Linked DNA regions of Homo sapiens: region 1 is linked to region 2. Evidence: chromatin contacts called from ENCODE Hi-C or POLR2A ChIA-PET data. All regions are on one chromosome and are shown on one strand. The core of a region is the stretch at or near the end of the contact, and the rest is flanking DNA. Distances in the headings are between cores, read along the strand shown. Region 1 has its middle 62 kb from the start of ZFHX3-AS3. Region 2 has its middle 22 kb from the start of ZFHX3.

Region 1 (7,107 bases), core at 419-2,918, 100 kb before region 2:
TGCCTCGCTGTCAATATAAAACTTAAATGCCCGTTGCCTGCATGTTGCGGTTTGGCAGCCCTTATTCCTCCTTTTGTTGTTGTTGTTGTTGTTGTTGTTGTTGTTGTTGTTGTTGTTTTGTGTGAACACACACACCACCCATTCCTGATCCACTGAGGCCTTAGAAGGCATCAGCAAGTGAGGTTTCCTCCTGTGACCAGGAAGGTCTCCATGCAGAGAAGAGAGATCTGCTACCCAGAAACTGAAGTTAAGGAAAAAAAGGTGGCTCGCCTGGGGGAAACACGTCCAGTGAACCTCAAGCCGGTCATTAACTCTGCCCAAAGCCTTGAGGACGCTCACACACTTGGGAATTTTGGGAGCCCGGAAACTAACTGCAAAGTTTATTTTCAGAACAAGGCACAGAGAAGGAAGCAAAAGATAAACAGGGACCGAATGTTTTAATTATTTTACATGGTTCCACCCCAACACCATTCCCTAAATCTTAAAGGAATGAAGGTCCGAAGGGGTTTATGGGAGAGCATTTTATTCCTTCCCCTTTCTGCCATACAGGCTTGCAACTGCCCTGCGCCCCCACTTCTATAGCGTTCCCTTCATGGGAATGGCAGGGTATATCCGTGGCTATCTTGTGACTTTGGCCAAACCTGGGTGTCGGAGCCTGGTGAGTTTCCTGGGCGGTTGTGGTCGTTTCAGAACAGTAGCCACATGGGATGCTCTCCAGGGACCGCCTCTGAGTTGCATGGATACAGTTCTTCATCTGGGTTTTATAGGGAACAGGGGTCCTGACCTTGGAGTGCAAGAGAGCAGAGCATTGTTAGTAAACTGTCCGGGGAAGACTTTAAGAAAAAAGAATGAGGTGGAGGAAAGGGAAACTGGGAAGGGCCAAAGGAATCCAGATCCTTCATCACGTTCAGGCACAAGCAGACTCCCTGGGTGTGGCCTTCGGACTCGCAAAATCGACTCCAGATATCTTGGGGAGAGCGAGAAGAGAGGACAAATATGCCGGGGCGGGAGGGGCGGGGGGAAAATACCTGCTAATGCAATTAACTGCAAGTGGAAACGACAAGCCGTCGCCCACGGAAGATCTCAGAAAACACAGCTCGAAAAAGTACAAAAGTCCTTCAGTGTGAGGTAATGAGGCGCATCTAATTATATTTAAGAAAGAAACAGCAAGAACTGCTTTAAAAGCCTCCCCTCAGTCTTCCCCTCTCAAACCAGTATGGATCCAAAACCCAGAGACATCGTTGCTTCAGAGAAAGTGAGGAATTGAAGAGTGCATCACAGGAAACAAGGTTATTTTCCCAGAACTGAGAAAAACTATCACATAAGCCCTTCCCTGACTGTTCTCTTTTCCCCTCCCAAAAAAAAAAAAAAAAAACAAAAAAAAAAACAAAAAAACAGTCCCATCAGGAAACAGCAGGGGGAGAAAGAAAGAAAGAAAAAAAAAAAAAAAAACCACAGGCAGCCCCACCATGAGAAATCAAGGCAGTCGAAATGACATTTGACACCGCCAGGCCACAGCTGAAGAACAAGGGAAAAGTTTTAGGGCGACTGTCAATGACCCATGGTCCTTCACTCCTAACCTTGCTCCTAGCATATGTTTCTCATTTCCTTGCTTATAGCTGGTCCAAGCTAATGATATGTGTTTTGGCCGGGATCCCGTGCTTGGCATACAGCCGGTCTTGTTCTCATTGTCCGGGCTACTTACAGAAACCTCTTTCTCTGTCTCTTTCTCTCTCTCAAAAAACCGGCTTTAAAGAACAGTAAATATGCAAAACAGCCCCCACGCTCTATAGAGCTACCATCTTGAACACGGCCTACGCCATCCTCACACACCCCATCAATAAAGGCCTGAAGAGACTGCCCACAGGAGAGGGGTAAGTTCAACACAAAAGCAGTGGAAATTCAAACAAATTGGCCCATTAGAGTCTCACACGGCTATAAATACAGCTCGGCTGGGGCTATTTTGAGGGACGGTGGCATGGGAAAGTTCGGCCTGGAATCTTGAGTCTGTCAAAGGAGACGGATCTCTCCCAAGACATGGGAAGAACACGAAGCGCCTGGCGGGCAGGAGGAAGGAGGGCGTCGGAGCTGGTCAGTTTCAGGGCCAGATTACACGTGGATGGCAGAGACAAGGCCGGGCCTCGCCCCTGCACCCCGGGGCTGCCGGACTTGCTGTTGGAGGCTTGGGCTCGGGTGTCACTCAGAGTGTCCATAACCTCTCAAAAGGCCGAACATGCTCTTTTCCTCCTCAGGGATCAATGGACCATTTCACTCTTCCTGAAGGACCCGGCAGGCGGGTGGAGGAGGGGTGGGAAATGGAGTGGCTGGCGAGTCTGGGCAGGACCCGGTCTGCAGTCAGCATCTCTGGCGGACCCAAAAGGGAATTTTTTCCCATTTTTTTATTGATACATAATCATTGTGCATATTGATGGGGTAGGTGTGATATTTTGATATAATGTGTAATGATCAAATTAGGGTATTTAGGGTAGCCATCATCTCAAGCATTTAGTATTTCTTTGTGTTGGGAACAGTTGAGGAGGGCATTTTTGCCCATTCAACCCCAAAGGTTGACACCGGGTACGTGTATGTTACAAAATCAGGGGCACAGTAGCATGGATTTGAGGAAATGGGTCCCATAAACAAGAGTTAGTAAAATATGTAGGCAGAGAATATATATGCAGATGTCGAGAACTGCTTAACATTCCCCCTCAGGGTGTGTCAACAGATGGCAATTAACTGCTAACAGTTAGGAATCAGTAAACACAGAATACACAGACGCTTATGCATCGTGTACCTGCCTGCGCTGCAGGAACACAGATTCCCCTTTGCGGCTGTGAAATTGCAAGGAACGTCTGGGTTCACTCTGCCCGCCCCCCACCCCGCCCCCCCCGCCATTTTCTGTTCAGAAGGCACACCCAGGACAACTGTGGATTTACACATTCACTGTAGACCAAGCACTATCCAAGGCACAAGAGTCACACAGACAGAGCTCCTTCTGCCTGAGGCTTTCAGCCCAGTGGATGCATTTGATCGGTGCCTGACCCTACAGTTTCCTTGAAGATACCTCGGCATTTCCCCGGAACAGCCCAGTTTGTATCTATTATCCCAGAGTAATTATTAATAGCACTTCTTTTCACTCTCAAAAGCGTCCCAGTTTGGATGATAAATTATATGGCTACTCTATCTAGAATCCCTTTTTAAAAAGGGCTTTTTTGGGGGGATGAAATCTAATACACAGAGAAAAAAAGTGCAAAAATACAGCATCCTCTATTTGAGAGGCTCTTTGGAACTTGCTGAAGTCAAGAGAGGGTTCCCAAATGATGGAGAAAATGGCTTTAGCAGATTAAATTTTAATTAGTTCATAACAGGTTCCACCGCATTCTGGACTTGAATCCCTGCCGCACGCTGTCGCCGGTTCTGTAGTCCCAGACATTGTCGGCTCTGGATTTTCCACGGTGCGTCGGAAAACTCAAACTGACTGCCCTCTTCCACAAGCCTGGGGACAGCTGGGGCACATGAGGGCACTTGTCCCCATACAGCCTGGAGGGGAAGAGCCAATTCAGGTTTCCATGACAACACCCTTTCCTGAAAATCTCTGACTGACACTTCCTGGGGAGACAGGAAGTACAGACAGGAAGATCCCGAGGTCATTCTTTTCCTTTGTCCAGCTTTTCCCACCTCCCAGACTCTCTGATGATTTGACCTTTCCTAGCTCAGCATATCTTCTGCCAGCCCCATCAGCAAAGCTGTCCTGGGGGCAAAAAGCAAGCAACTGTTTCTGTCCGCTTCTTCCCAGCTGGCCAGTGAACACCCAAACTATTTCAACAATAACCTGCATCAGAGTAACTAGTGAGGGCTGGGCACGGTGGCTCACTCCTGTAATCCCAGCACTTTGAGAGGCCGAGGCAGGCGGATCACCTGAGGTCAGGAGTTCGAGACCAGCCTAGCCTACATGTTGAAACCCTGTCTCTACCAAAATAAACAAATTAGCTGGGTCTGGTGACATGTGACTGTAGTCCCAGCTACTCAGGAGGCTGAGGCATGAGAATCGTTTGAACCCGGGAGGTGGAGGTTGCAGTGAGCCGAGATCGTGGCACTGCACTCCAACGTGGGTGACAAAGTGGAGCTATGTCTCAAAAAAAAAAAAAAAAAAAAAAAAACTAGTGAAAGGAAGATGCTTCAAAAAGTTACACAGCTGATTCCAAAGTAAATGAACAATTTATGGACTGTCTGCACTTTCGCAGTTAGCATCAGGACATTAATAATCATCCCACAAGTGTTACTGAGTGCCTACCATGTGCCAGGTGCTGTGCTGGAGATTGGGTATTGAGTATTGAACAGAATGGATATGGCCCCTGCCTCCATGGAGCTTACAGTGTCCTAAGGGAGACAGACATTCAATGGATAATCACACAATAAATATGCAACTACCAATTGTAATAAATGCAGCAAAGGAAGAGTACAGAGTAGGAGAGAACCTACAACAGGGGTACCTAATTTACAATTGGGTGGGTCAGAGAAAGCCCCCCTCAAGAAAAAACAGCTTTGATCTAAGACCTGAAGGATTACTAGAGGTAGGCAAAGAATGTCTGTCATCCATTAATATCAAGAATCCATGCGTCTCCACCATACTGGGCATAACCTTGATACTTTACTGAAATATTTCACTTCTATGCCAAAAGAAGATTTCCCTCACTAGTTACTTTTTTTTTTTTTTCCTTTTTTGAGACATCGTCTCACTCTGTCGCCCAGGCTGGAGTGCAGTGGCACAATCTTGGCTCACTGCAACCTCTGCCTCGCTGCAACCTCTGCCTCCCAGGTTCAAGTGATTCTCCTGACTCAGCCTCCTGAGTAGCTGGGATTACAGGCACACGCCACCACACCCAGCTAATTTTTTTGGATTTTAGTAGAGACGGGGTTTCACCATGTTGCCCAGATACTGCCCAGAAGTGAAAGTCATACCGTGAGGTCATACCATGAGATATGACTTTCAGGCCTACATATTTATAACCTGCATTAAAAATAATACAAGAGATTCATAATACCAACATTCTAGATTGTTGGTTAGCTCTGCTTGAAATGTAGGAAAAGTTCAGAGTATGCCCTTAGTCTATTTCAGCAAATCTCTCATATCTGAATCCCCACCACCTAGCATGACTCAAGGCATTGTTACCATGTAATCGTTTTATGTATTAGGCATTCAATATGCATTGAACAAATGAAGGTATCAATGAACAAATAAGTGAACTTTAGTAGGTGTCTTCTATGTACCAGGCATGTGCCAGGTACCCTCACAAATATCCTCCAATTTCAACACCCTAACCTTATTGCACCTTTCTCAAAGATAGGATTCTAATATGCTGAACCAAACAATAGTTCTAAAAATAATTCTGAAATATAAGCTGAATGAAGTTTGGAGTCGCAGATAAGGGAGAAAATGCATTTTCAGAAGCATTTTGAAGTAGCAAGGGAAGATGGCAGTCAGCAAAACTAAAGGGTGCCATGCTCTCAAGGGTCATAGATGTGGACAAGGAGGTGACTTGAAAGGGAGCAGAGGTGTAAAGCGGAGTGGACGGTCGGTATTGCTGAAACCCAGAGGGCAGCTAGCTGGAGATCCTGAGATGGTGCACAGAGTGTTTTGTGGATGGAGATGATACATTTGTATTCTGTTGCCCTTGGAACAAGTGCTGAATACATTCCCAACAGTCTGGGGACAGATTGGGGGAATTGCGGGGAGGGACAATGTGGGTTTGGAGAGAATGGAGAGAAGAGAATTTGGGCTCAGTAGAACATTTAGGTACAGAGAAGCTTCCAAAACAGTAATGCTGGACCAGGTACAGTGGCTCACACCTGCAATCCCAGCACTACGGGAGGCTGGGGTAGGAGACCTGCTTGAGGCCAGGAGTTCAAAACCAGCCTGGGCAAGACAGCAAGTCTGCATTTCTACAACAAAACAAGTTTTAACTTAGCCAGGCACTCCTGTAGTCCTAGCTACTCTGGATGCTGAGGCAGGAGAATCTCTTGAGTCCAGGAGTTCAAGTCTGCAGTGAACTATGATCACACCACTGCACTCCAGCGTGGATGACAGAGTGAGACTTTGTCTCGAAAGAAAGAAAGAAAGAAAGAAAGAAAGAAAGAAAGAAAGAAAGAAAGAAAGAAAGAAAGAAAGAAAACAAAAGAAACTATAGTGTTAAAAGGCTGGCATTTATGGGGCAGGTGATAATAGAGAAGTCTTTTGAAACAAAAGTAATGAAAAGAACTATGAATTCAGAAGTAGCTCTACATCTCACTAGTATAAGAAAGAGCATTAGAAAAGGAAGGAAAATAAGCAGATGATTTTATATTGTAAGAGGTTCTTCTAGAGCTAAAAGGAGCAGGTCTAACTGTGAACAATTTAGACAAAAGAACATTTAAACAGAGGTAGGAATTTATTTCAGCAAAGATGACAGTGGGAAGCATCGAGTCGTTTTAGGGTTGGAAATCTCTACATTTTAAAACCATTCACATTAGACTGGGGATGAATGGGAAACAGAAGTGTCTGAAAAGGTTCAAGCGGGTAGGTGAAAATCCGAAGGCAAAAATTGTTGCCCCTGGTGGGGACCTCTAATATTCAAGAGAATTTTCTGCAGAAAAGGATGTTAGTTTGAAGTTGCTATTCTTCTCTTGAATCTCTGCAGTTCCCTGAGCTGGTGACAAGTTCCATAATTGTTCTAGCTTTATTGTTTTTTTCTCCACAAAGCTATTTGTGAAAGAGCCATAAAATTGTCTTACCCAACGTTCTCAGTTTCAAGAAATATGATACACAGCAGATCGGAAGAAATTATTATTATTTTTTTTCTATTTCACAGCATCTTGGCACAAGTTCAGCACTGAAACAGTTAAAATATCAGCACATTTCACTAGTCTTGGGTTACTCATAAACATTCAGCAAAGCAATTTCACTCAATCGCACATATTAACTGCTTAAGTTCTTCTCTCTGAGGATGTGGACTGTTATTTTATGCCAAAAGTCCTGTAATTAAGTTTGACATAAGCACATGGATTAAACGTGTGGCTGGGAGGGAGGGGGGCTGGTCCAGAATGGAAGTTTCTCCCCTTGCCTTCTTG
Region 2 (6,694 bases), core at 2,754-5,253:
CTAAAATAGAAAAAATTAGCCGGGCATTGTGGTGCATGCCTGTAATCCCAGCTACTTGAGAGGCTAAGGCAGGAGAATCGCTTAAACCCGGGAAATGGAGGTTGCAGTGAGCCGAGATTGTGCCAATGCACTCCAGTCTGGGCACAGAGTGAGACTCCGTCTCAAATAAAAAAAAAAATAGAAAAAGAAAGAAAGAAAGAAATAGGAATGCGCTGGGCACAGTGGCTCATGCCGGTAATCCCAGCACTTTGGAAGACAGAGGTGGGAGGATACTTGAAGCCAGGAGTTCGAGACCAGCCTGGGCAACATAGCAAGACCCTGTCTCTACAAAAAATTTGTAAAACAAATTAGCCTGGCATGGTGGCATGTGCCTGTAGTCCCAGCTACTCAGGAGGCTGAAGTGGGAGGACTGCTTCAGCCCAGGTGTTGGAGGCTGCAATGAGTTATGATCATGCCACTGCACTCCAGCCTGGGTGACAAAGCAAGATTCTGTCTCTAAAAACAAAGAAATAGGAATGAACCCAAACACTGAAGGCAGGTACTATATTAACATTCAGAGTCCCACCTCTAGGTCTTAGTAGGGTCTTCCAATAGGATCCTATATTTTTGATTTTCCTTTTTTTTTTTTTTTTTTGAGACGGAGTTTCACTCTTGTTGCTCAGGCTGAAGTGCAATGGCACGATCTCGGCTCACTGCAACTTCCACCCCCTGGGTTCAAGCGAGTCTCCTGCCTCAGCCTCCTGAGTAGCTGGGATTACAGGCGCCCCCACCACGCCTGGCTAAATTTTGCATTTTTAGTAGCAATGGCGTTTCACTGTGTTGGCCAGGCTGGTCTTGAACTCCTGACCTCCAGTGATCCACCTTCCTCCCAAAGTGTTGGGATTAAAGGCGTGAGCCACCCCACCTGGCCTACATTTCTGATTTTCTATCCAACCCAGTGGTGAACATACCCATCGAAGTACTCATGCCCTCCAGGTAGAATCCCACCTTTCTGAGTGCTGGGGATTATGAATTTACCCCTAAGTAATGACTACTTAATTGTCTCACTCTCATGTGACCCTTCATATCTTCTTCCATGTCCCACTTCCAAGCTAAAAGGGGTATCATCCCACTCAGAACAGCCTAGGGTGGGAGGTGGAAGCAATGGGGCCCATCAGTGTCTGCCTTGTGCCCCTTGGCCTGAGACAGCTGTTCCCTTTGATTCCCAGTGGTGTCACCCTGTGGCCTCACTACCTTGCTGTCCGCTTTCAAAGCAGTTTCCAGGCACACCCTATCTCCACCTTTCTGTGAGAATAAATAAACACTTTGAGGCTCCCATGTCTTTATTAAACATTTCCTCTAAACTGCATGCTCTGGCTCTGTGCCCACGTGCACCAAGAAAGCTGCCCAGGAGCAGCCAAACCCCAGAGCCCTGCCTGCTGGTTCTTCCTATAAATAGGCCTTTGAACAGGCAGGAGGCACCTGCATGGACTGCCACTCCTCCCCTCCTCTCTGCATCCTGGCTTTCCCAGCTCCCCGGGTCTCAGGCTGGGAGGATGCTGAGCAGCCTCCCCAGCCCCTGATAGAATGAGCAGCAGTATCGGCGGCGGCGGCGGCGGCGGCAGCAGCAGCAGCAGCAGCAGAGAAAAGACCAGGAGCGAGTTGCACGTGCTCCCTCCCTCCCTCCCTCCGCTCAAGGCCAGGAGCTGCTGGGACCTGTGGTCTGGCAGTGGGGAAGGCAGGGGAGCCTGGTCAGCAGCAGGGTGGGAAAACGTGGAATGGAGACTAGAAGAAGAGAAGCTGTACATAAATAAAGAAAGAAAGCATGTTTGACCAAACCCCCAACACCGAAATCTCGAAGCTCAGTGGAGCAGGAAATTGAATGGCTGGACTCCGCAGCCTTGCCTGGCCCTCCTCCCCCTACCCCTGGCCCAGAAGACTTTTTAGGCCTCCAGACTTTTTTTTTTTTTTTTAATTTAGAAATCTCAAATCTAGAGAGAAAGAGGAAAGGTGTTTTTAAAAGAGTGAGGGCTCAATGGCCACAGATCTGAAAAAACTGAAAAGCGGGGGGCGGGGGGGAGGGTTGGGGGGCGGGGTAGGGGAGGGAGAAAGAAAAGGGCACCCAGATGTGTGTGTGTGTGTGTGTGTGTGTGTGTGTGTGCGCGCGCGCGCGCGCGCGCGCGCAAGACGGTCTAGGAACCAGCCCGCAAGGGGAAAAGAAAACAAAGGAAAGTGTGACATGAGAAAGACAGAGAAATAAGTGGTGGAAGGCGTGAGTGGTGGGGGAGGGGACCGGGCGCTGGAGAGAGGCAGAGAGGATGGATACCGGAATGCAGGCGGCCTGGGGAGGGAGGGAGGCTCACATGTGCGAGAGAGAGAGAGAGAGAGACAATGATGTCAGCATTTCCTTCTGGATTGGTCACGTGGTCCTTGCCAGGTAAACAGACTGGAAATAGACTCCATAAAGGCAGTGCCTGCCGAGGGAGGGCGGGAGACGAATCCCGCTTCACCCTTTCCTCTCTGCTGCGTCCTCGGCAAGCAGGTTTTCACGTCTGCGACAAGGTGGTCTCAGAGTGGAATTGCATTCTTACAAGTCAAGGAATATGATTCGGAGAGGAAAAGCTATTCGCTTTTATAATTAGCTCAAGGGGTTTGGAAACATTTTGATTAAAAAAAAATAATAGAGGTGGGGACAAATGTGAATCTAAGCTCAGATGCTATGAGTGTCTTGGGCCAGGGATAGCTTATCTTTGTGTCTTCTTTGGAAGGGGCTCAGATGGATCTAGATTAAGGATGAATTGCACGGCCGCAGTTTAGAGTGAAAGGATCAGATGCAATAATTATCAACATTAGGAAACAGAAAATGCTAACAGATTCAATGAGAATACATTAAAAGAGTTTGATACAGTTCAGTGTGTGACCCTGGTGCCCCAGGAAGGAATGGAGACCCCACAACAGAAAAGAAGTTGAAAAAAGGTACAATGACTTTCAAGCAGTGTTCTTTAAAAATGGTATGAAAGGATTCTCAAGCAAAACATGGCAGGAGTTCGGGGCACTTTAAAATGGGAAAGGGACCTCTGGAAACTTTATCTGAAAGCAAACTGAATGAAGCAGGTAATTTTTCCACCTGGAAAGCTCTAGAATCCAAAATGGTAGTGGGAGGAAGAAGTGTATGGATCTTTCTTCAAATGCCTGGAAATAAGGCTTTTGCGTCCATGATGAAATATCTCATTTAGATCACTCTTCGAACAATTTTGGATTGACAGGATATACCATTATGACCAGTTATTTTCTGACCGGGTGGAAATTTGGCCAAAGCCCGTGGGAAGTGGAGTGACCAACTCAGTTTTTCAGAAATGAGTGGGTTCCTAAGATGCAGTTTTAAATGTGGGACAGTCTTAGGTAAACTGGGACCAGTTGGTCACCTTAGTGGGAAGCTAGGAGTCCTAGTCTAGTCTTCATGAATATAATGAGACAATTCACCCCTTCCCCTTCTCTACCCACCAAAAAATAAAACAAAACCACCTTTCATTCTGTTTTTCTCTCATTTCTTATTCTCTCCCTCATTTCTTTTGCTTAATCTTCCCTGATCAGTTTATAGCACTGCATGGCTAATTTGGGTGTGCACGATTCTGTAGACGGACACGTGAGCTGGCAGAATATAGCTAAACTGAACAGTTGGCTTTAGTTGCACCTGGGAAAAAGGAGGGGAAAAAACAAGTGTGCATCATTGCTTCTTCTTTTGCTTCCCCCCTGCCACCCGCTTAACATCCCTTATTGGGGGAGAGGGTGAGAGGCCAGTCAGTATGCACAAGTGTACTTTCAGCCCTCGGGTTAAAAGACAGATATTTGATACCCCTCTCTGTTAACAAAATACGTCACTCTCAAGACTCCCAGCCCAGAGTTATTTTTGCAGCATTATGTAATTGGATTGCCTAGTCAGAAGTACTTCCTTAACAAGGCTTTCAGCAACCTCTCCGTGTGGGCCTGGCCAGTCCTGCCCAGTTACACACACTCATACTTGGGCAGCATCAGTCAGAGTCAACCCAGCCGAGCACGGCGAGGAGTGATCAGCCCATACCACTGGACTGACCACCCTTCCCCCTTGTGCAGTTGCGCCCAAAGGGGTGGTCAGTACCCGCAGTGCGCATGGAGGCCAGAGTTGGTGGACGACCATCAGGTGGCCAAACCTCAATATTGGCAAAGCAGGCATCATCTTTGTTTCAAGGGAGCTGTGGAGCTGCCCCACCCACAGCCTTCCCTACCTTAGGGCCTGCAAGTGGAGCACTCAAGTGACCAGGAGTTCCCAAGGGGCCTGCCTTTGGATGTCTGTCTCTGCCTGCTCTTATTCCCTGTCTACTGGATTTCCTCATATTTTTTCATGAGCAGTTGGTCATCTGATCATCCCTTCCTGTTAGCCCTGCTGACTCACAGAAGTAAGGAACTTGTCTGAGCTTCAGACACAGTCAGAAAATTTACAAAGAAAAACAAAAAGGCCTGGTATGAACTTCCCTAGTATGGCCAGCCGAGGCTGGAAAACCAAGGGGCACACCAGGCAATTGTTACATGGGTTCCAACCCTGTAATCCTAGGATTTTGTTGATATTTCTCTATTGCATTGTCCCTTTTGGCCTTTTTCCCTTTAGTGAATAACATGGGGGACCATGCCCATCAGTGACTTGTCTCTTAGTCTTGAATCTAGCCCTGAATCCATACAAAACCAGAGCACCCTTCCGGGAATATTTTTATTTCCTGCGCCTCAGCCCATCTGCCCTACACATCTATCTTTTCTCATCCCTTGGGTCCCCTGATTCTACTGACCTTGATGAGAGGCAACTGGTGTAATAGAAATAGCTTTAAAGCCTGACAGGCCCAGGTTCAAATTCAAGCTGAGCCACTTAATAGCTGTGTGACCTTAAGTGAGTGACTTAACCTCTCTGAATCTGGTATTCCTCATCTATAAGATGGGACTAATAATACCAGTTTCCCAGGGTTGCTGGGAGAACTGAATGCAATTATTTGGAAAGTGCCTGGCAGGGAGCTAAGGCAAGGTAGGTGCTCAGCAAATGTGGGCTCTCTAGGGAGGTAGGAAAAGAGCCACCTTCCCTTGCTCCTGAGAGCTGAACTGCATTCTCTTTACCATCTATCTCCTACTGGAATATACTTTTTAGGGGTGCTAAATTGAACCTTACCATCATTTGGTGGTGGGTTGGGGGAGGGGCCCTTGGTCCGTGGAATAGAGACTCCCTTGGCTATTCCTTTGGGGGAAGCTTTCCACCTGACAATCCCCCGCCTGCCTCCTTACAGCCAGCGTCTCTCTGCAGACCCCTCCAAGGCTGGGCACTAAATTCAGTGTATTAGCCTTGGTTTTATCTGTGCCAAGCTGCAGGGGCCACTGAGTGCTCTGTGCAAAGGGACAAGGGATGAATGCAGTTTCTCCAAAGTGTCCACCTGTGTGAACCGTGCATCTTTGTTGCAAAGGTGGGTCCATTCCAACTGCACAGCAGGAACTAGTTGGGACCCACAGGGCAGGATCCCAGGGACAAACTGAGGTCTCAACCAGCCACAGGCAAAATAATGGGGGAGACCAGGAAGGAGAGGTTCCCTGAAGATGAGGGGCAGGGACAAGCCAGCACCCAGGGGCTCCTTCGCTGAAGTTCACAAATGCCAAGAGCCGTGATGTGAACTGTACCTGGAGGGGCCAGGCTGGGGTGGAGGAGCGCCCGTGGCAGCGCGCACCACTGTTCCAGTTGGCAGGAAGCCCTTCCCTGAAGACTGTAAGTTTAACCTTTAGCATTCAACTGTCGGGGCTTAAGTGTCGTTATGAGCAATTCTTCCTGCTGCAGCGTTCCCAGGCTGCGGAAAGAGGGGTCGGCTCAAATCTGCCCGCTTTCTTTTTTCTTCCCAGACAGAATGAGAGGGAGGGAGACGTGCAGCACCAAACACGCAGGCACAGGCACCCCTCCAGACGGCCCTTCGCTAACTCCACACACCCACTCCCGCCTCCTTGGCGGGCCCGGTTTCTGGTCTGCCTTGGAGGCGAGCAGGGCCCCGGGGGTTCTCCACTCCCAGCTCTTGCACCTGGGGCTGAGGGGTGCAGAGGCGCCTTCCCTCCCCAGGCCTTGGCTGGAAGGGGCTCCTGGGGACATAGGGGTCCAGCGTCCTCCTGCAGTTGGGTTCAGGGTCCCCATCTCAGTGCTCTCACCTCCGTATCCCGCGGGGCTGGGGGGAGGAGGGCGCATCTGTGGCCCTAAAGAGACTAGGCAGCCCGGCGAGAACGGCGGAAAGAGAAGGGAACCACCAGCAGTCCCGGGTGCGGAGTTAGGGTGACGGGGAGGCAGGCACGGGGCCTGGGCGGCGTGGGCCCTGGGCGCGAGGTGCGCCCCTCGCCGCGCCCTCTCCTTTCCAGACCACTGCTGGGGCGGTCCCCCGGGCCTCGTGGCTTTTCTGGGCATCCGCAGGGGCATAATGGGGTGATCGAATTGCTCCGCCCGGGCCTGTTTCCCCGCCCATCCGAGGGGCCGTTGGGCCATGCCCTACGTGCACCTGTGAGGGGCGCCTGGGTCCCAGTGCGGCGACTCTGCACTGGCCTAAGCGCCTCAGCCGGTGTCTCCGGGGAGCCGGAGGGCCCGAGGCTTCCTCCCGGGAGTCCAGAGCCCGCAGGAAAAAAAAGGGTCCCGAAATGGAGATGGGTGTGCCGGGCATTAGGGACGCGC

The links. A loop is a pair of places that touch in the nucleus more often than their neighbours do. ChIA-PET counts read pairs that join two places held with the same protein, here RNA polymerase II (POLR2A). Pooled maps may share reads with other maps.
Region 1: a map of endothelial cell of umbilical vein shows a loop between it and region 2 (7-fold over the local background). The contact joins two enhancer-like sites. A Hi-C loop is called at or near these places in 61 of 168 maps with a recorded cell type or tissue (A673, Caco-2, Calu3 and 35 more) and 30 of 50 pooled maps. POLR2A ChIA-PET finds 5 or more read pairs at or near these places in 11 of 52 experiments (A549, A673, AG04449 and 8 more).

Annotation. Positions count from the first base shown.
Region 1 is chr16:73,167,277-73,174,383 of GRCh38, reverse strand. It overlaps a transcript of ZFHX3 not described here. Among named protein-coding and RNA genes, the nearest start is that of ZFHX3-AS3, 62 kb to the left of the region's middle. RefSeq lists enhancers at 2,067-2,916, 2,987-3,486, 3,487-3,988. Within about 2 kb of position 1,668, at least 23 of the 41 ENCODE cell types and tissues checked have a DNase peak (open chromatin) inside an H3K27ac peak, as active enhancers do; they include A673, adrenal gland, ascending aorta and 11 more, where a contact is called at or near this core.
Region 2 is chr16:73,066,385-73,073,078 of GRCh38, reverse strand. It overlaps a transcript of ZFHX3 not described here. Among named protein-coding and RNA genes, the nearest start is that of ZFHX3, 22 kb to the right of the region's middle. Within about 2 kb of position 4,003, at least 32 of the 41 ENCODE cell types and tissues checked have a DNase peak (open chromatin) inside an H3K27ac peak, as active enhancers do; they include A673, adrenal gland, ascending aorta and 11 more, where a contact is called at or near this core.